Regions from separate parts of the Homo sapiens genome. Here all the other regions are linked to region 1. The links are chromatin loops, found by intact Hi-C in ENCODE. Cell type or tissue: Calu3. All regions are shown on one strand. Each heading gives the region's core, and the rest is flanking DNA. Links, peaks and the distances in the headings are about the cores only. Region 1 overlaps YIPF7 (Yip1 domain family member 7). Region 2 has its middle 240 kb from the start of GRXCR1. Region 3 overlaps GRXCR1 (glutaredoxin and cysteine rich domain containing 1).

Region 1 (4,000 bases), core at 1-4,000:
TTATGTAAATAACTCCAACTAACATTATGCATCCAAGAGAGATCATAATGGAATTGATGCTGTTCTTTAAGGGATAGTAACAGTAATATTCTGCCACAGAACCAACAGCTGCTTTATTACAAATGACTTGTAAAGAAAGATGAGTTAATATATTAAATTGATTGTTTCTGACTATTTGATTAATTGACATGGCCTTACTTAGCAGTTAATCTAAGATTATCAAATTACTGTGACAAAGACAGAAGAAGGGAGGTTAGAGACTAAATTAAAACTCTAGTTGATATAGTGTTTGATTTACAGAGTATTTGCATTTGCTGTAGTACCAAGAAATAAGATGTTATCGCTAAATACTATTGTATTGGATGAATATGACATTATTGGCCATATTGCCTACAGAAACTAGATTGCTATCAGTATTTTGATTGATTATATACAATAATTGAAAAGCAGAATTTTATTTAGTTGCAAATGCATTTTACAACTACTTTTGAAAATTGTATATCCATTGGAAGAAATTATTATTATGGAACATGAAGAGCAGGAAAATGGGGAAGAGGGCTAAATAGTTATTGTAAGAGCTTTTCCTATAATGTTTAATTTCCCATATTATTTCCTCTGCCTGGTTTATCTCTTTGTGTCTTAATGAAACTATACTTTTCAGACTGACTTAACCATCTTTATCATTTTCTGTTTTTAATGTATTGCCACCTCCTCCTTGGTATAAAGTCAGAGACATTTTCTCATTTTTTTCTTCTGCCTTTTTTTCTTAATGAAACATTTTCCTAAACTATGAGCTAGAATGTCTTTTAAACTTTACTTAGGTGGAAGTACATTTTTCTTTACTTTTCTAGTGACCCTTAATATCATTACTTCCAGATATAAAGAATGAAAGCATACATAAGACATATAGTGAAGTCAGGGAACAAATGTCTTCATAAAAGGTGGAAAACTAACATTTTAGAGGAAATATGTAGGTTGAGTAAACAAAACATAGGTTGTCATTGCAAATTAATTTTTCATAGTAGCCTAACCCAAAACAAGGAGATCTGTCTCGTACCTCATAAGATGTTAGAAATAGTCTGGAGATATATCACAGCAAAGAAGATGGTGACCAAAGAGAAGTGACTTCTTCAGTGTCACAATAGAACTCTCACAAAATAACAAAAAATAAAATGTAGGCCTTATATCTCCCAAATCTATGTTTTCCTTCCATTATTCCAGATTTACAGTCTTTTCTTAATAACAAAAAAGACATAAATGATCTCCTGCTTTGATCTGCTTCTTGATTTTTGAAATTCTATTTAAATTTATACTTTTTAGCTGTTGCAATGCATAATGGTAGCATATTTTTGTCACTATGGTTAAATTATTCTCTCTCACTTAAAAAATTCACTATGTAAGGTGACACAGTTTCTCTTATATTTATACAGATTGCTTCAAAGCCAGCACTGGAAAGGACAAGCATTAAAATCTGGTGCTTCCTGTGACACATTACCAGAAGCAAGGTGGCTCCCAGGGCTACGCAAAAAAGAATGGGTCCAGTGAGGTCCGTTTCATTCATAATGCTGCCATCTACTGGCTTCATTGGGTTTAACACTGTCAAAGTTTTTTGCCATATGTGATCAAAATGGATTCCAAGTTCTGTAAAAAGGAAAAAAGATAAATAATATGATAACATAAATATAGAAAAATAAAAATAAGTTACACTCTTTAAAGGTTAACATATCTGATTAATTTACTTAGCATTTTAATCTGATTGTTCTATCATACCTTCTAAAGTTCTATGTTCTGTATTACACAGAAACTCAAGTTCTATGTAACATATAATAATCTTAAAAAACAAACTAAAAAATAATTTGGCTTCCAAAGAATGACTTAAAATAAATATATTAGAGAAACATTTCCATCAAGGAAAACATTCCCTGATTTATGCAGCAAATACAAGCTTTAAATCTAATTGAAAATTGGGAAGTTGGCAATATACAGTAAAAAATAAAATTGTAGCTAACAGATCAAAACTTTCATCCTATTGTCCATCTAGATATTTCCTTTTCCTGCATTTTCTGTTTCTTTTTTATTTCTTTTTCGAGGCAGGGTTTCCCTCTGTCACCCATGCTGGAGTGCAGTGGCACGATCTCAGCTCCTCCGCCTCCTGGGTTCAAGCAATCCTCCTGGCTCAGCCTCTTGAGTAGCTGAGACTATAGGCATGCACCACCACACCTGGTTAATCTTTTTTCTTCCATAGTGGCGAGGTCTCACTATGTTGCCCAGGCTGGTCTAGAGCTCCTGGGCTCCAGGGAGCCTCCTGCCTCGGCCTCCCAAAGTGCTGGGATTACAGACCTTAGCCACCACACCTGGCCCTTTTCCTGTATTTTCAATTGCTGACACTTCTGAAATCCTGTCATATTGGCCATGGCATAATTTTTCAATTAGCAGTACTATAATGAACTAATGAGACTTAGTCCAAGTCTGGGTTTTTACTTCCACTATGCCTAATGAGAAGAGCAATTTTATGCTAAATGCTTGAAACTACACAGAGGGGAAAAGGGCTCTTTCTGTAAGTAAAAGTGATCATGATGTGCATGCATATTTTTGTAAGGTCAATGTACTGTGAAGTTGAGTCTATGCATTCAAAGATTAAATTCTTGAGACGAGTTAACCTTTCTCTTTTATACATGGTAGTATTCAAATAAAATATCCAAAATCAATGAGGTTCAGTGTTCATGAGTCCAAATCCATTTAGAAACTTCTGATTTTTTTTCTCCAATTCCCATTTTTAAAATACTTCTGACTGCTGCCTCATAGGTCCTTCTGCTAGAATCTGCTTCTCTTATTACTATAAAGCAAATACTTAGCCATTTGACATCCCCTGAACATAGAAATAAATATCGATACCAGATCAGTTTCTTTTCTCACCGCTTCTGTAGAGATGAACTAAGATGTATCTAGGGTAGAGAAAGCGAATATTCAAAGAGAAGAGTATGACTTGACTATTTAGGGACCAGCAATCAAATTGGTTATCCTCCTTCTATAATTTCAGAATATCAGTAAGGGTGAGGTGGAGGCTAGGAAGAATGAAAGCTAAAATTTACTGAGTGTTTGCTATGGACTCCACAAGATTTACATACATCGGTCTTATAAATACACAATCAATCAGTTACTATTATTTTATCCCTACTTTATGCATCAGATATATAAGGCTTTGACAGATTAATTTGTCTGAAGACACAAAGCAGTAGTAGAAAACTTGGGTTTCAATGCTGCACAATCTGACTCAAGAAAGCACATGTTTAACCATAGATTTGTGGTCAGGTCAATGTTCATCTACTCTCATAATGGTTGTATTTTGTTTTTAAATGAGCCCAATTCTTCCATGTGAAGGACTGTCTTCCTAAATGTATTTATATGTGGCACTCAACCACCCTTCCAAGCTTTAGTAACCCTGTTTGGTCAGATACAGGGGTATAGCTCAACTTATTTTACAGAGGCACGTATCATCTAAATACCTTGAAAAGTTGACTTTTCTGTACACAGACTACAACATGGACTTCTAATAATCCCTATGACACAGAGGACCCTTATTCTAACAACTCAGAAACTTTCAGAGGGTCAGCTAGACACTGGTCTAAACCAAAAAATAAAGTTCTACTCATTTCATGCCCAGAATGACATCTGTTATTTTAAGCTTGAAAAAAAATTGAATGTAAATTAATAGCAAATAATTTACATTTCTGCTTCCTTGTTTCATCCTTGATTTGCACAGTGCAATTATATATTTATTAATGAACGTATGCTTTGAAGAATATGAGCAGTTCACCAAGCTTAAAAGGAGGTTAGAATGTCTAACGTAATTTTTGAAAGAGAAGAAGACTTTAAAAATTGAGACATACTACATATTTTAAATTAATTAATTTTAAATTAATTTCACCAGAAATTTATGCGCTCAAACTTTATTTTTTAATTTTGGCATGTATGCTAAAAATATGTTTTCAGTATTTAC
Region 2 (11,580 bases), core at 4,679-8,678, 1.5 Mb before region 1:
CTCTACTTGTTATATTATTTTTATCCCACTAGAATGTTAGATCCATGAGAGCAGAGGCCTTGCTTGTGCTTTTCAGGGCTGTATTCTTGTTAACAAAAACAGGGCTGACACATGGTAGGAAATCAAGATGTACAAGTGGGAGCTAAAAAAATTGAACTCATGGAGATAGAGAGTTGAATGATGGTTACCAGAGGCTGGGAAGGGTATGGGGTATTAAGAGGGGATAATAGGTGGAAAAATGCAGTTAGATAAAAAGAATAAGATCTAGTGTCCAATGACACAGTAGGGCTACTATGGTTACAGTAATTTATTGTATATTTCAAAATCACTAAAAGACTGGAATTGGAATATTCCTAACACAAATAAATGATACTTGCTTGAGGTGATGGATACCTCAATTACCCTGATTTGATCATTACACATTATAAGCTTGTATCAAAATATCACATGCACCCCATAAATATGTACAACTATTATGTATCCATAAGAAAAATTTTAAAAAAGTTGCATTTTTGGAATGAATAAATGACCAAATAAGATAATTACAGCAATAAGAGAAAGCCTTTAAATTTTTTTATACAAAGAGATAATATGATCAAAGAATTTAGTTTTGATAGATTATTCTGGTAATGAAAGGATTAGAAATGGGAGTTATGTTTGGAGAATATTGTAATTTTGCAGTCAAGAAATGTAGATGGTCTTAGCTAAGGTAATAATGCGGAAATGGAAAGGAGTGGGTAGATACATGGAACATTTATGAGGCAGAATTGATGTGACTCAATGAATGATTAAATGTAGCTGAGTTGTGAGCAGAAGGAAGTTAGAAAATGACTTAGGATTTTTTAGCTAAGGAGACCCAGTTGTTCTAAAATATTTTAAAGAGGATGTTTCTAAATGAGTTTCCTTCACTTCAACACTAGAGAAACTCATTTAGAAACATCCTCTTTGAAGTGTTTCTAAAGCATTCAGTTAGAGATATTTAGAAGCCAGTTAGAACAAGAAGTTCTCTATGTATAAGGAGAATGGTTATGACTGGAGATTCAGCTTTATGAGTCATTTACTTAAATATGGATGTGGAAATCAGATCAATCTAGTAGAGTAGAGAGAAAGAAAAGACCAATTCCTAGGGTCCTTTAACATTTAAGGAGTGAGATGAAGATGATGATTTAGTAAGGGATACTGAGTCAATGTTTTTTTCTTCCAACAGCATTTCAAATTCTTGCTTTTTATGTATTCATTATTCCACTCAAATTGGACCTTTCTAAATATGCCCATATTTTCTAACTTACATGCTTCTGTTCATGATGTTCCCAGGAATGCTTTTTGTACATTTCTATTCAATGAATAGTGTGTTTTTTAATACTCGTTGAAAATACTTCCCTTGAAAGCCTTTTTGAACTTGCTCAAAAGTTTTCTCTTAGACTATGCATTCCTTGAGAGAAAAAGGAAGTATTCTTCAACATTACTCAGTGAATATAGCAAGTTTTCAATGAATATTTAATAATTTAATCTATGGTAGATTGCATTAATATCCCCAATTCTTCACTCCTCCTTGTATTCCTGCTCTTTGGCATGTAACTTGTAGTGCCCTCTCTGACACGGCGCTCATCCATGTGATTTTCTTCAGCCAATGTTAGGAAGAAGCAATGGTATGTGTAGTGCTCAAGATGTCTTGTCTGTTTCTGATTGCTCCTTTCTTCTGTCATCCTCTGAAGAGGGATATGCCTGGGGTTGCCTGCCAGTCTTAAGAAAAGGATGAAAAATTTTGAGTCATGCCAGGGAACTCAGCATAGATCAACTGAACCTGCAAAGCATGAGAAATAAACACTTATTATTGTATGCCATTGAAGTATCATGATTGTTTGCAATGATTTTATGGCAATTATCTTATTTTATTTTTGAATATAAATAAGTTCATCTAAAAGATATTTGATACATAATCTCCAAGACAAAAACAGGGCTAATTAAACAACATTCTTTAATATGGAGATTATCATCTCCTCCTTAATACTGCTTTAAAAATCTTTTTTCAATTTCTTTAAAAAAACTGCTTTATTGAGGTATAATTGTTATAAAAAAACTGTACACATTTCATGCATACAATTTGATGAGTTTAAGCATATGCATACACCCATGAAACCATCACCACAACCAAGATAATAAATATATCCATCACCTCTAAAAGTTGCCTTGTGTTCCTTTGTTTTCCTGTTTATTTGTTTGTGTTAAGATTTGCTCTCAACAAATTTTGAAGTGTAAAATACAATGTTGTTAATGATACATGCTATGTTGTACAGCAGATTTCTACAACTTATTCATCTTTCATAAGTGAAACTTTATACCATTGAACAATAACTGCACATTTTCTTCTCTCTTCAGTCCCTCACAACCACCATTTACTCTCTGAGCCTATGAGTTTGGCTATTTTAGATACATTATATAAATGAAATCATACAGTATTGCCCTGTGACTGGCTTATTTCACATAATATCATAATGTCTTCAAGGTTCATCAATATTTTCTGTCACATATGGTAGGATTTTTTTTCTTTTATAAGGCTGAATAATATTCCATTGTGTGTTTTCTTTATCCACTTATCTGTCAATGGACATTCTAAATTGTTTCTATATCTTGGTTATTGTTAATAATGCTGCAAAGAACATGAGAGTGCAGATGTCTCTTTGAGATTTTGCTTTCAGTTATTTTGGATATATACCCAGAAGTGGGATTGCTAGATCATATGGGAATTCTACATATAATTTTTTTGAGGAGCCTCTATACTGTTTTCCGAAAATATAGGGGAAAGCCTTCTTGACATTGATATTGGCAATGATTTCTTGGATATGACATCAAAGCACAGGCAACAGAAGCAAAAATAAACGTGATACAACATTAACCTAAAAAACTATACAGAAAAGGGAACAATAAACAGAATGAAGAGACAATCTATGGAATGAGAGAAAATATTTCTGTTTTTAAATTTTTTTGACTTTTAGTTTAGGTTTGAGGGTACATGTGAAGGTTTGTTAAGCAGGTAAATACGTGTTATGGGGGTGTGTTGCACATATTATTTCATTACCCAGGTATTAAGCCCAGTACCCAATAGTTATATTTTCTGCTCCTCTCCCTCTTCCCACCCTCATCTCTCAAACAGACCCCAGTGTCTGCTGTTTTCTTTTTTATATTCATAAGTTCTTACTATTTACTCCCCACTTACAAGTAAGAACATGTGGTATTTGGTTTTCTGTTCCTGTATTAGTTAGCCTTCGGCTCTGCCCATGTTCTTGCAAAAGACATGCTCTCAGTCTTTTTTATGGCTGAATAATATTCCATAGTGTATATGTACCGCATTTTTCTTTATTCAGTCTGTCATTGATGGACATTTAGGTTGATTCCACATCCTTTGCTATTGTGAATAAATAAGCACAGTTTTTAATTGTTGCCTTATACAGTTGCCTTTTAAAACATGGGATAAGAAAAGTGTTACAAACATAATAAATATGTTTATATTGTCTTTTTTTAAAATTATACTTTAAGTTTTGGGATACATGTGCAGAATGTGAAGGTTTGTTACATAGGTATACATGGAGCGAAAATATTTCTAAACAATGTATCTGATGAAAAGTTAATATTCAAAAAATGTAAGGAACTCCAGCTCAATTTCAAAAACAAAAAACAAACAAAAAACAAAAAGACCCCACAACCCAACAAATACCTTGATTAAAAATGGGCCAAATACGTGAATAAGTAATTCTCTAATAGAGACATACAAATGGCCAAAAGGTTTATGAAAGGTGCTCAACATCACTAATCATAAGGAAATGCAAATCAAAACTGCAATGAGATGTCACTTTGCACCTGCTAGGATGGTTATTGTAAACAACCACTACAAAAAAGATAAATACTAGTGGGAATGTGGAGGAAAGTGAACCTCTGTACACTGTTGGTGGGAATGTAAAATGGCTCAGCCACACTTTATGGAAAATAGTGTGGCAATGGTTTTAGTGCAATTATTTTATGGCAATACCTAATACAATTTCAAAATGAATTTCTTAAAAGTAAAGAAATAAAATAGAATCTCTGAAATTTAAGAAAAAAAAAATGAGTTACCCAATGGCAAAGGATAGAATCTCTTATAACACTAGGTGAATAGACTTTGACTAACCAACAAAAACTAACATATTCAATTGAGTGTTGCCTTTCAAAGCCCTCTTATTGTGAGGTTATTCAATTATTTTAATAAAGTAGCTATAGGTTAAGAATTTCTCTTTGTAGATTACTTTTAGAGATAGTTTATAAATCAGTAAAGAAAATCTAGATTTTTTACTTCTTTTTCACATCCAGTGAATTCAGAAAATAACACCCTTCTGATATAATAATTGGATGCTAACCAAGGCAGCCTTAATCCTCTTACCTTGACTAGACTTTGCACAGGTTTCTTCCTGACTGTAGGCACCTGACCTCCTTTTGCTTAGAGAATTTGTTTTAGAAAACTTGTAATTGTAAATCCTTTCTCTGTCCCTTTGAAATGTATGTAAATTATCCTCTAGCCTCTTGCCTGTTTTACAACGCAGAAATTACCTTTCTCGAAGACCTAGAATCTATCCCATTGAGATGTAGTCATCAAGAGGAACAGCTTCCCTATCTTCCAGTCTCTGTGGTAGGGTAAGACCTTCATAAACAAACACCTTGAGCCTAATCACATTGAGCAACCTCTCTGCTAATGTCCTCCAGCACTTTGCTGCTGGCGACCCCCCATGATTAAAAACCCACCCATCTTTTGTTTCAGTGGAATAGAATTCAATCTCTCTCCCCTTTTACAATAGTCTTGGGTAAAGTCTTCCTTGCCTGTCAAACTCTGTCTGGCGTAATTATTCTTTGAAAATGCAAAATAATGTAAAGCACTTTTTTTCAAAATAGATCAAATCCAGGTGGTATGCCTATTTTTTTTTATTATGGTAACCAAACTCAATATGAAAAGCAAAGTGGAAGTGATTTCATGTAAATTCTTATCTGAGAATCTTTTAAAAGTCAATTTCCCGGCCAGGTGCAGTGGCTCACGCCTGTAATCCCAGTGCTACGAGAGGCTGAGGTGGGTAGATCACCTGAGGTCAGAAGTTCGAAATCGGCCTGGCCAACATGGTGAAATCTGTCTCTACAAAAATAGAAAAATTAGCTAGGCATGATGGCAGGTGCCTGAAATGCCAGGTACTCCAGAGGCTGAGGAGGGAAGATCGCTTGAACCCAGAAGGCAGAGGTTGCAGTGAGCCGAGATTGTGCCGTTGCACTCCAGTCTGGGTGACAGAGTCAATTTCCCCTTGCTCTCATTTCTTCTGAACATTTTATGTTAGCCAATTCTTAACATATTGAATTGGCACTTTAAGATTTGAAGGCATATATTTTTCAGAGAATGTACTTTATTTTTCTTTCAATTCATCCTTTTAAATTTCACTAATGTGGAAGTAACATTCTTTCTCCATAAGGGCTTAAGTTGTTAAAAGATGAGACACAGGGATTTTCTTCTGTGTACCTCTAAACTTAAGGGATATTTTGCATTCCCTTTCAGTAGGATGTCACACAGCATTCCAGAGGCGAAGTACTTAGGGTAGCAATTACATTACTTTAATGGAATCACTTTTAAAGGTGCTATAATCAATCATCATTAACAACAACAAAAGTGACAAAAACTAACTTTGTTAACTAGGAGAGATTTTGAGCTCGAGATCCTTCCAACTAATTATATTTTGATAGATCATTTGGAACTAGCTTTAAATGTTTCCAGGAGTTTCTGAACAGTTGCCTTTTTAGAAGCCAGTTTTATTTTTAATAATATGAGAAAGGGACCAGAGATTTTTCTGGGAGTGAATTAATCAGGGTGAGGAAAGAAAATAGGGGTTAAAGAAAATTTGCTTTGTGAGATGGAAAGATACTCATGTACGGTGATGTTAACTTTTATTAAAGGCAAAAGAGAGAGCAGCCATTTCGTACAAACATACACAGACAACCAATGAAGGAGACTAAAGATAGGAATTTCCCATAACTAATGGGCCTCAAATATTTGTTCTTTGAACACAAGTGTAAGGCCTTCTGCATGGGTCACTAGGCTGGGCCCAGTACATTGATATTACTTTTTGAGTCGTAAATTAGAACATTTGTCCTGGCAATTATAAATCTATGCAAAGAATACAGTAATATAAACTACTTCATATATTCTGAAGCTGCTTTTAAAATATTTTGAGTGTGGTTGTGTAGGCTAAAGTATAGATACTCTATTAGGGCCTCATAAACAAAGGAGAAATGTTGGATGGGATGGAGAAAATTCAAGGATTGGGGAAAAATGTCAATGCTAAACAGTAAAATTATAACGAAACTACCTTGATAAGAAAACAAAAGTGCAAAACACTTTGCTAGCTTTTTCTACGGCAGCTTCAGCAGGTGGCGCTGGTGAGCTTCCAATAGGTAATAATGTGCATGGTAAAAGTTGAGTTTCATGGGTTATGCGGATGTACTGCTCTCCTCTCCAGGGCTCCAGGGATGAAAAAACGTGCAGTCCAATAAAGATCTGAAATACGTCATTCTTTTAGTATATATGTATTAAACAGATGCCTATGTAGGTATCAATTTATATTAGCAATTACAAACATATTCATGGCTTATTTCTAAAGAAAAGTGCCTGATAATAAAAAGATTTATTTGAAATTACTCAACATAAGTTTTAAAAAATGTCTAGTCCTGGCAGGGTGCGGTGGCTCACGCCTGCAATCCCAGCACTTTGGGAGGCCGAGGTGGGCGGATCACGGGGTCAGGAGTTAGAGACCAGCCTGACCAACATGGTGAAACCCCATCTCTACTAAAAATACAAAAATTAGCCGGATATGGTGGCTCGCGTCTGTAATCCCAGCTACTCAGGAGGCTGAGGCAGGATAATCACTTGAACCCACGAGGCGGAGGTTGCATTGAGCTGAGCTTGCGCCACTGCACTCTAGCCTGGGCAACAGAGCGAGACTCCGTCTCAAAAAAAAAAAAAGGAAAAAGAAAGTCTCGCCCTCAGTTTTCCTGAATTTCTCTCAAGTTCTATATGAGTACATCTGCCAAGGGCCACATTATTTTGTGAATGGATAATTGAGATAATTGGCAGTATGTTACAGAGCAGTGGCAGTTCTCCTTGAACTTAGACAAGATGCAAGTCACTTAAGGATGTTGTAAAATGTGGGTTTTAATTCAGTACATCTGAGTGGGACCTGAGATTCTGCATTCCTAACAAGCTCCCTGATGATGGCAATGCTGTAAATTTTCATATTACGCCGAGTAGCAAGGCTATAGGGGAATTTATATCAGATCTACCTTCCAGCCCTGGTAATCTTCCTTAACAAGTATGTGACCTTGATGAAGTCAGTTTATCTCTAATAATGAAATAGAAAAAATAAAGTAGTATCTCTTCTTTTTATTTATAGTAATCATTTTAGGGTCTTATAAAATGCTGAATTATCTACCAAAGGAAACATTCAGTTATATTTTGTAAATAGTTGGAAAACCAGTTGCATATATTGACTTTAACATATTAGAAAATGATTGACACATAAAAATTATTGGCTAAATGTGAAAAGTTTACTTATTTCAGATTTTAGTTTCTGTATTGACTTTTAACCTTAGAGAGATCCTTAAAACATAAGTGAATAGGAATGCAAGGTATATAAATGAGAGAATTGACAACAAGTCTAAAAACGGGGTGGAAATACTTCATTGAAAGAAAGAATGAGAAAAAATGCAAATTACTTAATTTTGTAATTATGATTTTAAAATAACATCCCAGAAAGAAATGAGAAAATAATTGTAAGTCATTTTTAATTGTGTGACTCAAATAATAAATTAATATCCCCATAGGGATGTAGTGATCAGCTAAAAGCGGCTTGCTGAGTGCCTACGAGCACCAGTGAGGTAGTGAAGCTATCCTGGGCTAACAAAGACGCTTATCCTTAAGTCACGTCTTCCTTATAGTTGATACCTGGTTTCCTGTTTGACTTGAGTAAAAATTTCCACCACACACTGTTTGTCCATATGTGTCTCAGCAGTAGAACAGTGACTAACAGCAGTTTTATTGGATTGGGCATTTGTTATCATTGTAATTAATGCCTGAATGTTCAGCAAGTGAGTCGTGTCAATAAATGGCATCTCAGACATGCAGGTAAATCGAAGAAGAATGCTTAGGCTTCTATATGGAAGTGCTGCAATCTTCAGTTATGTAAGTAATTTGTATCTCCTTTCTTAGTGCTTTGGAATCCCACTGCCTAAGGTCTTATTCCAGCTCTAAAGTTTAATGACTATGGCTTGGACAAGTTACTCAACTTCTCTGAAACTCAGTTTCTTCATCTGCAAAATGCAAGTATTATCAGAGCTTAACTTTCTAGGGTTGTTTAGGAAATTTTAAAAGAGATATAATACATGGGAACACAGTTTTGGTATTTGGTAACCTATCAACGCATGTTGGCTGCTAGTATTGCACTTGCCATTATTATTATCAGTAGTTGTTATTGCTGCATTGCAGAAATGGACTCTAGTTTATTTTCTGAACTTTTTGATTGTTGTTACTTTGTGATCATATTGATACTCAAATTCAACTATTAATTACGAACTATTAGTGCAGTTTAAGAGTTTCAGCCTTGTTTTAAAATCACATTTTTCCTATAGTCATTTTAGCCTTTGACGAAGATTTATTCTTCTTTTAAAATGAAGTCATGTTAACTAATTAATTACTGTAACTCTTTAGGTGATTCTGTAAATAGTTTTAATATTTTGGATAATTGTCATTAGTAATAATTTCCGCAGTTTTTCTTACAAAAGCAGTAATCATCTCTTGCATTTTTATGTTAACCTTAAAAAACTATGACAACCTGAAGTTTCTAAAGATGAATTCTCCTAAAGGTGAATCTAAATATTAAAATTCAATGGCATTTAGTGTGTTTCATACATACTATATTATTTGGTAGAGCTAACTTCCTTATGACCCAAAGTAATTTTGAGTTATAGCGTATGTAGGTAGGTAGATGCAATCTGATTTTCACAAATGAATAATTAGATTTGAAATTTAGTTCAGTTATTTTTCACAGCTACACAGCTTAAAAGCAGCAGAGAGAGATCTCAAGCCCAGGCCTCATTGTTCCAAATCCAGTACTGTTTTTAAAGCCACAAAGAGACTTTGACCTATAAGGTCTGGGAGTCAGCTTCAGGAGGATGTCGAGTTAAATCCATAAGTAGCATTTGAGATTATGTGGTTCCCAAGATGTCCTAAAGGAATTATCTGCCATTCTCACTCAAAGGCTTCATTTGACAGTACTTCCATCAGGAAACACTACGCTTTCCTGCTAAAACTGCCTATGGCTTTGGAATGCAGTACTATGGTTGTCACCACAAGCTCCAACTAAATGCTCAGTGGGATTATTGGCTCAGTGAGAGCCTAGCTTGGATCCTGACCTTACCTACTAAATGCACAAGATATTAAAACTGGAATCAACTTAATTCTCCCATTCAGCCAACAAGTATTTCCTGAGCTCCTAGTATACAAATTGATGCATAAGTTATAAAATCTAGTGAGTAAATAAGTAATTACAAGTTGTGTTAATCATAAATATGAAAGGTCAGTGGAGGGAGCAGGTTGTTGATATAGACTATGAATTGGAGGTGGAAAGGAAGCAGGGTGGTCTGAGAAGGGCTCTCAGTCTCCTTGCTTTACCGATTAGAAAACTGAAATCCTGACACATGAATTGCTGGTGAAGATCCCTTAGGTAAGTGACAGATGGACCAACACCAGAACCTATGTCCCTTCACTCCAACACTCAGGATTTTTACTTGATGTTTTGGAAATTAGTATTTTCAGATAGTCTAGTTGGTTTTAAAACTCAGCAACTATTTTTCTCAGATATATGTAGCACTATAAACATGTATATTAAAAAGAGAAAAGTAAACCTTTTCCCTGAGGAAAAGGCATTAAAAGTAAGTAAAATACTTAAGAATGCCATACTAAAGTGTATTTTTGTACCGTATTCATGTATATATTTCTTTTTCTATCTATCTATTATTTATCACCTATCTATCCATCTATCTACATCTAGTTAGATAGATCAATGATAGATCAATAAATATATATAAACTATCTAGGATCTAACCCATTTAACCAGAGCCTGTTACTAAAGTTCTGCCTGGCATCAGGGATGTACTCAAGTTGGAAATCACAGGCTATACCTAAGACATCTGAATTGTGACCTTCACGGAAAACAGCCCTGGGAAAGAGTGGTCAGTATTAGAGGTTTTCAGAGACTGTGTCTTTTATTGACACCAACAATGGCACGTATTGGCCCCCAGTAGGACTGTGAGTGAAATCTTACCTCTGACACTTGCAGACATTACCAACTGATGATGCACAGCAGTCCTGTATCAAAGGCTACTCACATAAAATGAGAATTATTAAGAGAGTGAAGCTAATTTCACAACCAAGGTACACAGTGTAACAGAGAATTTAGTCACATTCGGTTATAGGCGGTAAAATGTTGATGTGGGGAGCCCAGAAGGGAAAATTCAACACGTTGAGTCACACAGCAGAGCTGGTCTATGAACTGGATTCTGAAATTTACAGTTGATAAGTATAGAATTTTGGTCTCACTATTTCAGTCTTCCATACCATAGACCTCTCATCCATGGGACTGAAGCAAGCAATGGTGTGCATTCAAATGGAAGGCTCTTGTGGCTGATTCCTGGGGTCTTTGAGGACTAAGTATCCATAGGGAGGTGGCTGCCCTGCATTGTGAAGTGTCCTTGAGGCATGTGGCAGAGTCTGCAGCAAGGAGCCCCAGAGTTAAGCAGAGCCTCCTTTTCCGATGTTACAGTATGAAGCCAGTCATTGCCTAACTTTCAACCCCAATAACTCCTTTTTATTGATTTTTTTCTATAAACATTAAGATTAGAGTATTTGCCACATTGTTCTTATCATGTGCAAATAATTAGCTGTCACATCGTTATTATTCAGGTATATAAAATCACAATTAAGAACTTCTGATTATTCAAAGATAACTAGTGGCATCACATTGAGCTGTCATCATTTTAGCCAAAGCAAGACAAAAGACAGCAAAACTCATTATTTTACTTAACCTGTGAGGTTTTACCTAAGACAAGCTTTGGCTTTTTTGAAATGTTGAATTCAGCCCTTCATTGATAATAGGGACCTCTCTGACTAGAAATCACTGGGTTAAGTTTTGAGGGTTTGTCTGACTAACTCACTTTTTCTTTTCTTTCCTCTCTTTTCTTTCTTTCCTTTCCTTTCCCTTCCCTTCCCTTCCCTTCCCTTCCCTTCCCTTCCCTTCCCTTCCCTTCCCTTCCCTTCCCTTCCCTTGCCTTCCCTTCCCTTTCCTTGCCTTCCCTTCCCTTCCCCTTCTAACCCTGGAAAGTGAACATGGATATATTTAATATAGTTTTATTTGCTTAATACATATATTACATATAACCTCACTGTAGAAATCAGGGTATGGGTAGAAAACAGAATTCCCCTCAGATTGGTCAAGTAATTCTTTTATTTTTAGTGACTTATAA
Region 3 (11,580 bases), core at 3,036-7,035, 1.6 Mb before region 1:
TTGTTTCAGGAATCAATTCTGTTTTGGTCTTTATTGTTTGCTGTTCTTGCTTTTGTAGAATACTTTTGATGTTCATTGTGCAACTTCTTGAATTGAATTATTAGTTCTTTTTTTTTTTTTTTTTTTTTTTTTTTTTTTTTTTTGAGACGGAGTCTCGCTCTGTCGCCCAGGCTGGAGTGCAGTGTCGGGATCTCGGCTCACTGCAAGCCCCGCCTCCCGGGTTCACGCCATTCTCCTGCCTCAGCCTCCCAAGTAGCTGGGACTACAGGCGCCCGCCACTACGCCCGGCTAATTTTTTGTATTTTTAGTAGAGACGGGGTTTCACCGTTTTAGCCGGGATGGTCTCGATCTCCTGACCTCGTGATCTGCCCGCCTCGGCCTCCCAAAGTGCTAGTTCATTTATTTTTATGTTTTCCTAAGGAATCAAAACTAGGCATGAATTTATCTCTAAAAATTATTTTCATAGTATATTTAAATTTAATTTGTAACATCCTAATTTTTATTATAGTTAGAGTTGGTAATTTTAAGTTTTCCCTCATTGACCTAATACTTCTTTGGAGATTTTATCAATTTCCAAGAAACTAAATGTTTTTGTTTTATATTTTGCTACTTATTTCTACTTTTATTGCATTGTCATTAGACACTATGACCCATAATATGCCTATTAATTGGAATTTATTGATATTTTCTTTGTAGTCTAATATATGATAATTTTTGTAAAATGTTCATGGCTCTTTGGAAAGAATATGTAGTCTCCTTTTTACATATATATATGCATATATGCGTACATAAATGCCACACAGTTGTTAAATTACATCATAATTATTCCATTCAAATATTCTGTATTTTAATCTACTTTTTCATCAAATACATATGGTAAGCTCTTAGTAATCTATTATATTTTAGTTTTTATCAATTTGTCTTCATATATTTAAATATGAGAGATATATTTGTGGAAGGTCTATATTATGATTTAATCTTTTATTCTTGTAACATAATTATCTTTGTTTAGTTAATGCATTTGACTTGGATTCTTCCTCGTTGTAAATGAATACTCAGATGGCCCACTTCACAGCTGCCAGTATTTTATTTATGCATTTTGTTTTATTTTGCCTTATATTTCTTTGTTCATTTGTTAAATTGTTTTTCTTTTCTTGTTAATTTTGGTTCGTCTCTTTTGTAAACAAAAACATAATTGGATTTTATATATTTGGCAACATCTGTGAATCTTTATGCTTTAATAAATAGAACTTAACCCATTTATATTTATTGTCTTAAACAAAATTTTTTTCTTACCATTCTTATGCCATTTTGTGCTTTGTGTTTTTCAAGTTTTTAAAATTTTATTTTTTATTATACATATATATCTATATATACCTCTTGCTCTCTCTCTACACACACACATACATATATATATATATATATCTGTCATTCATTAAAAGTACTGTGCTTTCTTTGCAGTTTAAGGGAACAAGGTGGGAGAGAGAGCATGTGAGGTAGTTGCAACAATAAACTGCCTCTTTCAGTGAAGCAGCCAGGAGTTCTTTGAAACATTGTCTACCAAGTGTAACTGCCATTGTTATGGCTCAGTATTTCTTGTGTTAGAAGACTTTCTCTGTGTAATTGGTATTGTACAACATATTTCTCAGTCATTTTTTTCATTATCATCCTCTGTTTATATACTGTATGTATATCTGTGATTTATGCAGTTAAAAAGTAAGTTTTTTTCACTCCTCCCCACCAGAAGAATCAATTTTCAATCCCTTGGAGACAATATTGCCCTCATCGAGAATGCTGCACAGAGGGGTTTCATTACTGCCACCCACTTCTACAAGAACAAGTGTTGTTTTGAAAGTATTTTTTATTTTTTCCTATAGGCATGTGGCTTCTGTATATGGCAGATTTGATGGAACTTTCAGTCCTGGCTGCCCTTCCTTTTGCAGCACTTTCTTAAAGCATCTGACATGTGGATGGTTTTCTAGTTTTTAATCCTTTTCCAATTTTTAATCACTAAATCAAATTTCCCTCCTCTCCTATATTCCTTTTTCTTTTCATGGGAAATCTAGTGGTGATGGATAGAGGGGCTATACTTACAGAATTATACCACCACCTTACTCAGAAATCCTTGTGGCTGTTTCTTAAGAAGATTATAGAATACAACCATAGGAATGGCATTAAAATGAAAAGCAGCAAATGTTTTTCTTCAGAAAGCTGGATAACTTAGTATGGTTGACAATTCGTAGGAGAAATAGTAATGCTATACGTCAAACCTGGGATAATCATTTTGTATTAATGCCACTTTCTCTGCACACCAAAGTCACTCTTCATATTAATTAGAACACAGATGATAATTTAATGTGATTTTATGCATTATATGTTATGTATAATGTAGGGAGCTATTTTTTTCTGCCTCGAAGATTGCCATCAGTTAATGATCCAAATAATTTTAATTTTTGAATTACAGTTTTCTTGCTTAGAACTCCAGTGTAACTGTGGAAAAGAGTGATAATCAGATTTGTTTACATTATATTTCATATACTTAGAGTAGGCCGTACTATTGCCTCAGGAGCCTCAAAGCCATTAGAAAGCCATAATGCTTAGTAGCTTGATCCAAGCATACGACATGGTAAGAAAATGAACGTTTCATTGTTCACAGCTGCCATTACATTCAGAATCCTAAGGTGAGGTGATTGTGAGTGATGATAAAATTAGCATATTTGGTATGATGTATTTAAATATAATTAAGTGCATTTCTTAAAATGGTTTCAAATGTTTATAAAAATGTTAAAAATTTTGTAGTTCCTTTAGTTTACTTATACTTTTCATTGTTTACATTACTTCTTACATTTCATTGTTTACATTAACCAATTTGGGGAGAAAAAAATAAAAATGTAGTTTTCTGAAGGCTTTTTCCCCCCTTCCTTCTTTAGCAAACACCACACATCCTCATTTTATTTCAGATCTGAAATGGCAAATGCTGCTTTAATAAGTGGTGGGATTTCTCCCTTGCTATGTCCCCTCGTTCTCCCTCTGTTCCTTTCTTCTTTCTTTTTTTATTTCTTCCTTCCATCCAAGTAAACTGTATTTTATCTTTGACAAGTAAAAGGTAAGTGAAATAAAAAGATCAGCTGAAAGTGTATTCCTGGCCAGATGGGAGTTATTCACATCTATAACATCTGAAAAACATTCCCTTTATTCTTCATTATTGGTCCTCTTTTTGCTTTTTCTGGACATGGGGATATTAATTTCTTGATGCCTCTCTGCCCCGAGCTGAAAAAATGGTAAAATATAATGAAGAACTAGAATTTTCGCTTTAGCCTCTTGTGTCAATCTTTAAACTATATGTTCTAGTTTTTAATTGCAGATGCTCTTTGACTTGGAATGGGGTTATGTCTCGGTAAACTCATCATAAGTGTAAAATATCATAAATAAAAAATGCATTTAATACACTTAACCTGTTGAACATTATAGCTTAGCCTAGCTTACCTTAAACATGCTCAGAATACTTACATTGGCCTGCCGTTGGGCAAAATTATCTAATGCAAACTCTATTTTGTAATAAACTCTTGAATATCTCATACAATTTATTGAATACTGTACTGAAAGTGAAAAGCGTAATCGGGTTGTATGAGTACTTGAAGTATGGTTTCTACTAAATGTGTATCATTTCCACACCACAGAAAAGTCAAAAAATTGTAAGTTGAACCATTGTAAGTTAAGTCAGGAAATATCTGTATTTACTTTCAACTAATAAGTTACTTATTAGGATCCAAATAAGTATCAGCAATTGTGCTGGATGCTGTGTACCTGAAGAGTGGAACAGACATATTGTTCCTTCTCTATCTCTTTCATAAATAAACGAGTGTAGAAGAAAATCGACCCAAGCACTGTGATCGTAAGTCATTATTTGATAATGCCAGCACAAGGAGGCTTTGAAGTAACTTTCTTATTTAGGAAAGGAAGAAATGTTTTATAGGATCGTAGCAAGAGTAGGTCAGCAGAAGTTCATCAGGTTTAAGAAATTTATTGGCCAAAGATGGTTCTTTATAGAGGATGCATTGTTCTTGCAGATTAGCAACAACTTTCAGTCAGTTCGTGTTGTATCAAGAAAGGTGGAGAGGACTATAAGTCATGTGCAAGAGGAGATGGGGACAAACAGCTGCAGGGGACAAGGACAAGGGAGGTCTTAGGTGAAAAGTCATTAGTCTTTCAAAGTCTCTCATTGAAGATAATTATGAAGTATTGATAAATGTGAGGAAATCAAGAATTGGAGATTCTGCTTTATTTTACCACAGAGTGCAAGGTAATCCTAAGAACATCAACACTTTTATGCAGATTGGTGAAAATTGCCAGAATGTTTGAAGACAACACCCATGCCTTACTCTGCTGCAGCTTCTATAGGAGTAAAGACAGGAAGTTGTACAAGTTAGTTATCCCACTGAGTGTGTGCTGTTATTCAAACTTACCCCACAAACTTTATTGAGTTCTTCCAATGGACACAGTCTTTCTGTCATAATTTAGTGAAAGAAACAAACCTTACTAATCATGCTAATAAGCATATAACACAAAGTGAGAGATATATTGTGAAGAAGAGGAATAGGGTCTCTGAGAATACCTAGTAAAGTACCTTTACCCAAACTAGAGAGTGAAGGAAGACTTTCCTGAGGAAGTGACAGGAGGTGAGCTTTGAAAGTGAATAAGCATTGGAGAAGAGGACATGATTAGATTTGAATTTTGAAAGTTCACTGTTAGTTTATCCTTACATGTTACTTTAAAGTAAACTTGCAATCTAGATATTTTATTTTCTTTAATTTTTTATTGGGAAGGTGAATGATATTTTAAACATCAAAAATGCTTAATATTACTGTCTTAAATACAATCATGTTCAATTTTCTGTATTGCCTTCCAATTTGTATATACATGCATACATATTTTTATGGTGACATTCACAATAAATGGACAATTTTTAATCTGTTTATTAAACTGAATATTTATCAAAAGCATTTTTCATTTTTTCCTTAGTCTATATACATAAACTTGGGAATTACTTTACTATGTATCATCACTGTGACACTTTTGAATTTGTTAAGATATTTCCCTCTAGTTGGAAATTAATGTGTCCAGCGTTGGGGTTCACTGTATAAAGATTTTTGTTCCTGTTGAATTATGTTACTAAGAAAAAAATCCTATAGATGGGAGCACTGAATTATAGTTTTATCTTAGCAATATTCATCAATACATTTTGGTATTCCTGCTTTGGAAAATTTGCCATGCACCTTTTACTATAAAGAGTTTTAAACCTGTTTATTTGTATATACTTGCTTTGCATTTGTAGAAATGATCCATTTAATATTTTTTTTGGTGGAAAAAACATTTTTGTTTAAAAGGAAAAGAAGCAGCAAATATTTTCCCTGTCTTCTTTGCTAGAAAGAGATAATTGCACAATTGTGTACCAACCACTAGGAGTCACTAGTTTACCACATCCTCACTGCAGGAGATTATACCTACAGTCCTATGCACAAAGCTAATTGAGTGGCGTTGAGAAAAGCCACACGTGGTGCAAATCTTATTAAAATGCCAACACATTTGCTGCCTTAGAAAGAAAAAGAAGTATATGTACGCCACTCTTTCGGTCAATAAAATAAATTGGTGAATCAGGCAATGATATTTTAAATTTTTATGTTTTTTACCTTCTACCTCAAGAAACAGCATGTCACAAAAGTGTGGATGATTTTGTCCATAACAAAATATCAGGTTTGAAGAATTGAGGAATCCAGCCAGTTCTGGACAAGGTCTGATTGAGTCCGAGGACTTAGAAGTTGTTCAGTGCAACTCTGCAGTGTACTTGCTCAGGACTGATGTCATGCGAAAGGCTTTATCTACTACTATGGGTCCTACAGGAGAACACCTCAAATATAAGCATATGAGTTTTCAGGTTTCTTCATTATGCTACTTTATCACAGGCAGGATTTAATCAATAGAGTGGTTATTATTTTTTTCAGACTAGTGTTACTTTAGAAGCATGCACAAAAAATTATATATTTCTTCAAGTATGTTTTAAAGATGAAATTTAGAGGTCAAAATGATTTTATTAGAAGCAAAATTATTATGGAAGTGAAGTGGAGATTTAATTTTGTTTATAAATCCTGCTTTATATGTAGTGCTACAGAAATCTATCTTGAACATAAATAAAGTTACGATCATCTGTCCTTGTGACTTGTGGTGCTCTGCTGTGGCTAATACCGTCTGATTAAAAATACACATTATGGCAGGATAGAAATAGCTTTGGTTACAAAATGACAGGGAACAAAGCAAAGACATAAATTTACTCCAGCCAGTGATATTTTATGGCCTTAGTAAGTCATCTTTAACTTTGACCTAAAGTTACTTGGAGAATAAATCAGCCTAGTTTTTCCAACTTGTGCTTTTTGATATGTGGCCTTTTAGTTTGCACAACAAAAAAATCTTGACCAATAATCTATGCATTCTGAAGGTGTATTATGTAATTCTAGTAAAACAACAGCTTTGTCTGTGGTCAAGTTTTTTTTTTCAAATAGTCTATTCCATTTATTGTGAATTTATACAGCAAAACTGTAAATCCTACAAGTGTAGGTTTATTGTAGACAGCTATCATCCTTAATTATCATGTTTTGAAGATGACTCTGTAGTGAACATGCAAAATTCCATCTATAAAGGAAGATTAAATAACATCCTGACAAAATAAAATATAAAGTCTAATAAATATAAATTTTATGTTAATATTTTATATTAATAAAAGACACGTTAGTAATTATAAAAGTCTTACAATACGTATGTGTACACCTTTCTGTCTTATCCTTCACAATGGGATGGGCTGTCTTTGTTACAATCTCTTGGCCACCAACTACTCTATGTTCTACTTCCTGAATATTATTTACTTCTGTTCCTTTTCCTTAATTCCCACTATATCAGTTCAGTCTCTTATGTTTAGTTGGTAGCCATTTTGACAATTTATTGAGAAAATAAATTTTATCCTTTGATGTCATTTATATGTATTTTAATTTATATAAATATGTACATATATTTGCAAATATTCTATATTAATAGGTTATTACCCATAGGTAAGATACATTTGGGGTAGATGATGTCTTAAAATAGATTACTGAAAGTTGAAATTTGGTTTGCTTTTTTTCCCTTTATTTTTGTCATCTGTAGGACACTTCAAATATTTAGTGAAGCTTATTATTGATCACAGAGTAGATTAGCAAATTGTGATTTTAATGAGCAGAAATCTAGTGTGTCTATTTACATAGGCAGTGTCCTGGCTAATATTCAAACTGTAACTAAAATCTATAGCAGAAGGGAATAATAATAAAAATATGTAGCTGAAAATGTATAAACCGTGTTTTTTTATTTTCTGTATCTTCTGAGGCTTTAACATCTGGGACCTTGCTAACACTGGAGAGACTGCTCCTCCAGGGTCATCTAATTCCTAGAGATAGCAAAGGACTTGCTCAAGAACGAGTCTTGATTGCAAATGAGTCTTGAATGCAAAGGAGCTCCTCCCCACAGTCACCTCCCCTATGGGACTCTCACACTCAGGGTGCGCCATCTCCCTGATCACCCCAGGGCCCGGAATCAGAAAACTAGGGATGGCCTTTCTGTCCCAGAGCCCACTGAAGTTATTTAAAGCAGCCAATCGTAAGCCTGTTCACCCTGCCTTGCTTTTTCCATGGAAACCACAATAAAGGCCCCTGCCCTCATTTCTGCCTCTCTCCCTCTGCCTCCTAATGATCCCAGTTCTTCCCTGTGTGGCTCCTGCATGGCATGGCGTGCCTCCTCCCTCCTCTCGGGAACTGTGAGTACAAACTCTCTTTTCCATGTCAATTGTTTTCTCATCTGTTGGCCTCACCATACCTGAATAATAATAAAACCTACATTTTAAAATAGAAGAGAATAATACTTTTTTAAAAGCGTATATTTCTTACTTTATGTCAGGCACAATGGTCCTTCCAGTTTGATGAGGTAAATGCAATTATTACCCCCATTTTCCAAATAAAGGGACTGAGGCTGGGTGAGCCTCATTTCACAGCCAACATTTCACAGCCAGGAGATGATAGAGCAAAGTTTAAAACAGGGCCTTCTGAACGTGAGTCCATAAAAATATGTTTCCTATCACTTAACTCTGCTCTGTTGAAAAACATCAGCAAATTCATCCACTTCCTTTCCATTCTTACTTTTCTTCTGTTGGCTGACCCCTTTCTTAATAAAGATAAACTTGAAAAGAATACACCAAAACTTCTAATCTATAAATGGAGAGTGCCACATTTTTATTCATGTACAAATGTTCCATGCACATGTAATTAAGTAGAGTATAAATACTACCTCCACACATCTGGAAAATAATAGAAAATATGGAAAGGACAGTCTCTGAAGACAATATCACAAAAACGCAAGTGAAAGATACATTGTAAAAATGTTAATGATTGACTAAACATTGTCAAAATGGCCAGGCTTGTAAGGAAAAAAATGTCTGTTTGTGGTTCTTCATAAAAAATAAAGAAAACACAGCAGGTTTGCATTTGGGCCGACATGCTTGAATTTCATGTTTGTGGCATTTCCTGACAGGACATCATCTGTCCCAAACATTTCATGTGTTCTGACTTTTCCATAAGGCAGAGGGTCTTGTTTCAAGGAATAATTACCTCTGAAAATGGAAATTTAAACAGAAGAAATGTTTTTCACCTTTTTGATCATTCTTCTTGACTATGGTCAATAGTTGGAATTTTGTGTGTCAGAGATAAGTTTTGAGAGTTTACTTTAAAAAATGATTGGCAAATTGGTAGATTTGGCTTTCCCAGGCATGCAATACAGCTAACATTGGTGACTTGATGTCCGGTACCTATATTAGATCCTTCTTGGCTGTCAAAAAGTATTTTAAGTCAATAGAACTTAGGAAGAAATGACTTCATAGGTGCACAATCCAGATAACAACCGAGGTCCCTGACCACTTAGGATATAGGAAATATTAAAAGCTGCAAAACTGCATTCTTGGTGCATGTCCACTATTGAGAATGAAGGAGTGATGAGGGCAGGCAGGCTTGCATTCTTATGATCCTTTCTGCCTCAGGTGTATTTCTTCTTTGTATAGTCTGTGTCCTGCACTACAGTCAACCTTGATGTTAAATTCAGCTCATTTCTGGTTTCTCTGCACATCATACCTACAAAGCATGTGTGTATAGAATTTACTCAATGCTCAGAGTTGGGTGTGAGGAGAGACAAAGGAGGGTCTTGCTTTGTACTAAAAAAGACAGCTTCCACTTAAACATGAGCTTCTTCAAGGTCCTTCGACTGCACAGCCTTTCAGGCTTCTTCACCACACAGCCTTAGTTGGTCCCATCTTGTCACTGCACATACTGTCACCTCATCCTCACCTTTCCAAGTCTCTTCCATCCACTCCCCTTTCTTTGGAAGTAAAAACAAAGCATCTTTCTTTATTTCCTATACAACAGTGAGGCCATTCTCCTTTGCTGTCTTTGGCTCCTATGCCTCTCCCATCCTCAGGTCCACTTTTTCCCTCAAGATATCCCAAGATCAGGCCATTCTCCATAATTCAGATTTTTTCCTTAAAGTCTGATTGCTTGGTACAACTATTAGGAATTGTTAAAAACCCATTTAAAGTTTATTGCACACTAAATTAAGAAAACAGCTTTAATTCACTAACAGTATCTAAAAAGTAGACAACTTGATGCAGCCTAAAGTACATGGTTGGCTCAATTGTTTGTATGCATCGGTAAAAGACAATAAACCTACTAAATTCCTAAGATTGTTTGCTATCAGATGGTTGCTGGAATTTAGTTTCTGGTTAATGTGTCTTTGTTCACCTTTCGTGATACACAGTATTCCCCAAACAATCCAAAGTTTTGATTTCCATGGTTTCAGTTACTCACAGTCAACTGCAGTTTGAAAACATTAAATGGAAAATTCCAGAAATAAGCAATTCATAAATCTTAAGTTGTGCACCGTTCTGAGTAGTATGATAAAATCTTGCACTATCCTGCTTTGTCCCTTGGCATGTGAATCATCTCTTTGTCCAGTGTCTCCACACTATACATGCTTTCTGCCTGTTACTCACTTAGAAGGCGTCTAAGGGGGTGGGCACTGTGGCTCACACCTGTAATCCCAGCACTTTGGGAGGCCGAGGCAGGTGGATCATGAGGTCAGGAGATTGAGACCATCCTGGCCAACATGGTGAAACTGTCTCTAGTAACAATACAAAAATTAGCTGGGTGTGATGGTGCACACCTGTAATCCCAGCTACTCAGGAGGCTGAGGCAGAAGAATCGCTTGAACCAGGGACTAGGAGGTTGCAGTGAGCCAAGAATGCGCCACTGCACTCCAGCCTGGTGACAGAGCGAGGCTCTATCTTAAAAAAAAAAAAAAAAAAAAAAAGAAGGCATCTAAGTCTCATGGTATAGCAGTGCTTATGGTCAAGTAATCCTTTTCTACTTCACAATGACCCTGAAGTGCAAGAGTTGTGATGCTGGAATATTATTACAATTATTCTATTTTACTATTAATTGTTGATATCTCTTACTGTGCCTAATTTATAAATTGTTAGAGGTATATATATATATACAGAGAAAACCTCAGTATATATAGGCTTCCGTACCATCTTTGGTTTCAGGCATCCACGAGGGGGTCCTGAAATGTATCCTCCAGAGAAGGGAGCACTACTGTATAAGCCTACTCTGATTGTGTCATTACTAAAACATATGGGGAAAAGTGGTGATGACTATATTACCAATTCGTATATTTTTAGCCGTATACTTGGACTGTATTTATAGCTATAGGTGTTTTTCTCTTTCTTCAACTTCTCTCTTTTTTCACTTTTTTCTTGAGAAGGCGCCTCACTCTGTTGCCCAGGCTGGAGTACAGTGGTGCTATCTCGGCTCACTGCAACCTCTACCTCCCGGGTTCAAGCAGTTCTCCTGCCTCAACCTCCTGAGTAGCTGGGATTACAGGGAGCCCTCATTGTGCCCAGCTAATTTTTGTATTTTTTTTTTTTTTGGAGAGACAAGGTTTCACCATGTCAACTTCTATCTTTTAAAGACGATAGGATGCCTTTGTAACACTGTCCATTTTTCCCCCCGGTGTACAATTAGCTGTGTATGCAGTAAAATATAAAATATACTTTTAGTGAGTCTCTACTTTGCTCTTTTGCTTGTTTTAAATATGATTATCTCATTATTGTTTTTAAATTCACCTTGGGCAAGAGCTAAGTCCCATCGTGCCTCAGTAGATAATTGGGCGTAGGGCTTGATGGTAGACTTTGCAGAAGGTCAAGCTCGCTCTCTTATTTGAGTTTTTGCCTCTTGGAAAGTATCCAGTTTAAAATGCTGAATTCAGGAATCAGTGACAGTTATGTGTTCTTCACTCTGAGGAAGGATTTCTAAATTTATGTGGTGTTTTCCCGGGGAGAAATGTTTTTATTTGTACTCGTAAAAACACATGTCCTCGGTGTATGTGTCTCATTGGAAGCTTCCAAATAGCTTCTTTGTAATTGTGTGTGATACCTCATTATGTTGTGAAGGGGTGGCC

What was found. Hi-C counts contacts between places; a loop is a spot of excess contacts. Peaks named below come from ENCODE experiments on the same cell type or tissue, not always from the same donor. Only the 100,000 strongest peaks of a DNase experiment are listed, where the experiment ranks them.
Region 2: a loop joins it to region 1, with 13 times the contacts of the local background. A loop is called at or near these places in 43 of 110 quality-filtered maps.
Region 3: it touches region 1 in a loop (38-fold over the local background); 18 of 110 quality-filtered maps call a loop at or near these places.

Annotation. Positions count from the first base shown.
Region 1 is chr4:44,627,908-44,631,907 of GRCh38, forward strand. It overlaps YIPF7 (Yip1 domain family member 7), which reads right to left. Exons shown (of 6, transcript NM_182592.3): 4 at 1,496-1,641. Among named protein-coding and RNA genes, the nearest start is that of YIPF7, 22 kb to the right of the region's middle. In Calu3, for the core only: no CTCF peak of the experiment used is centred there; a DNase peak (open chromatin) is centred at 1,554.
Region 2 is chr4:43,125,745-43,137,324 of GRCh38, forward strand. No RefSeq gene overlaps it. Among named protein-coding and RNA genes, the nearest start is that of GRXCR1, 240 kb to the left of the region's middle. RefSeq lists an enhancer at 4,374-4,967. In Calu3, for the core only: a CTCF peak has its summit at 6,447 (motif pointing right); a DNase peak (open chromatin) is centred at 6,457.
Region 3 is chr4:42,990,067-43,001,646 of GRCh38, forward strand. The region is part of intron 2 of GRXCR1 (glutaredoxin and cysteine rich domain containing 1); the gene reads left to right. Among named protein-coding and RNA genes, the nearest start is that of GRXCR1, 100 kb to the left of the region's middle. In Calu3, for the core only: a CTCF peak has its summit at 5,491 (motif pointing right); no DNase peak of the experiment used is centred there.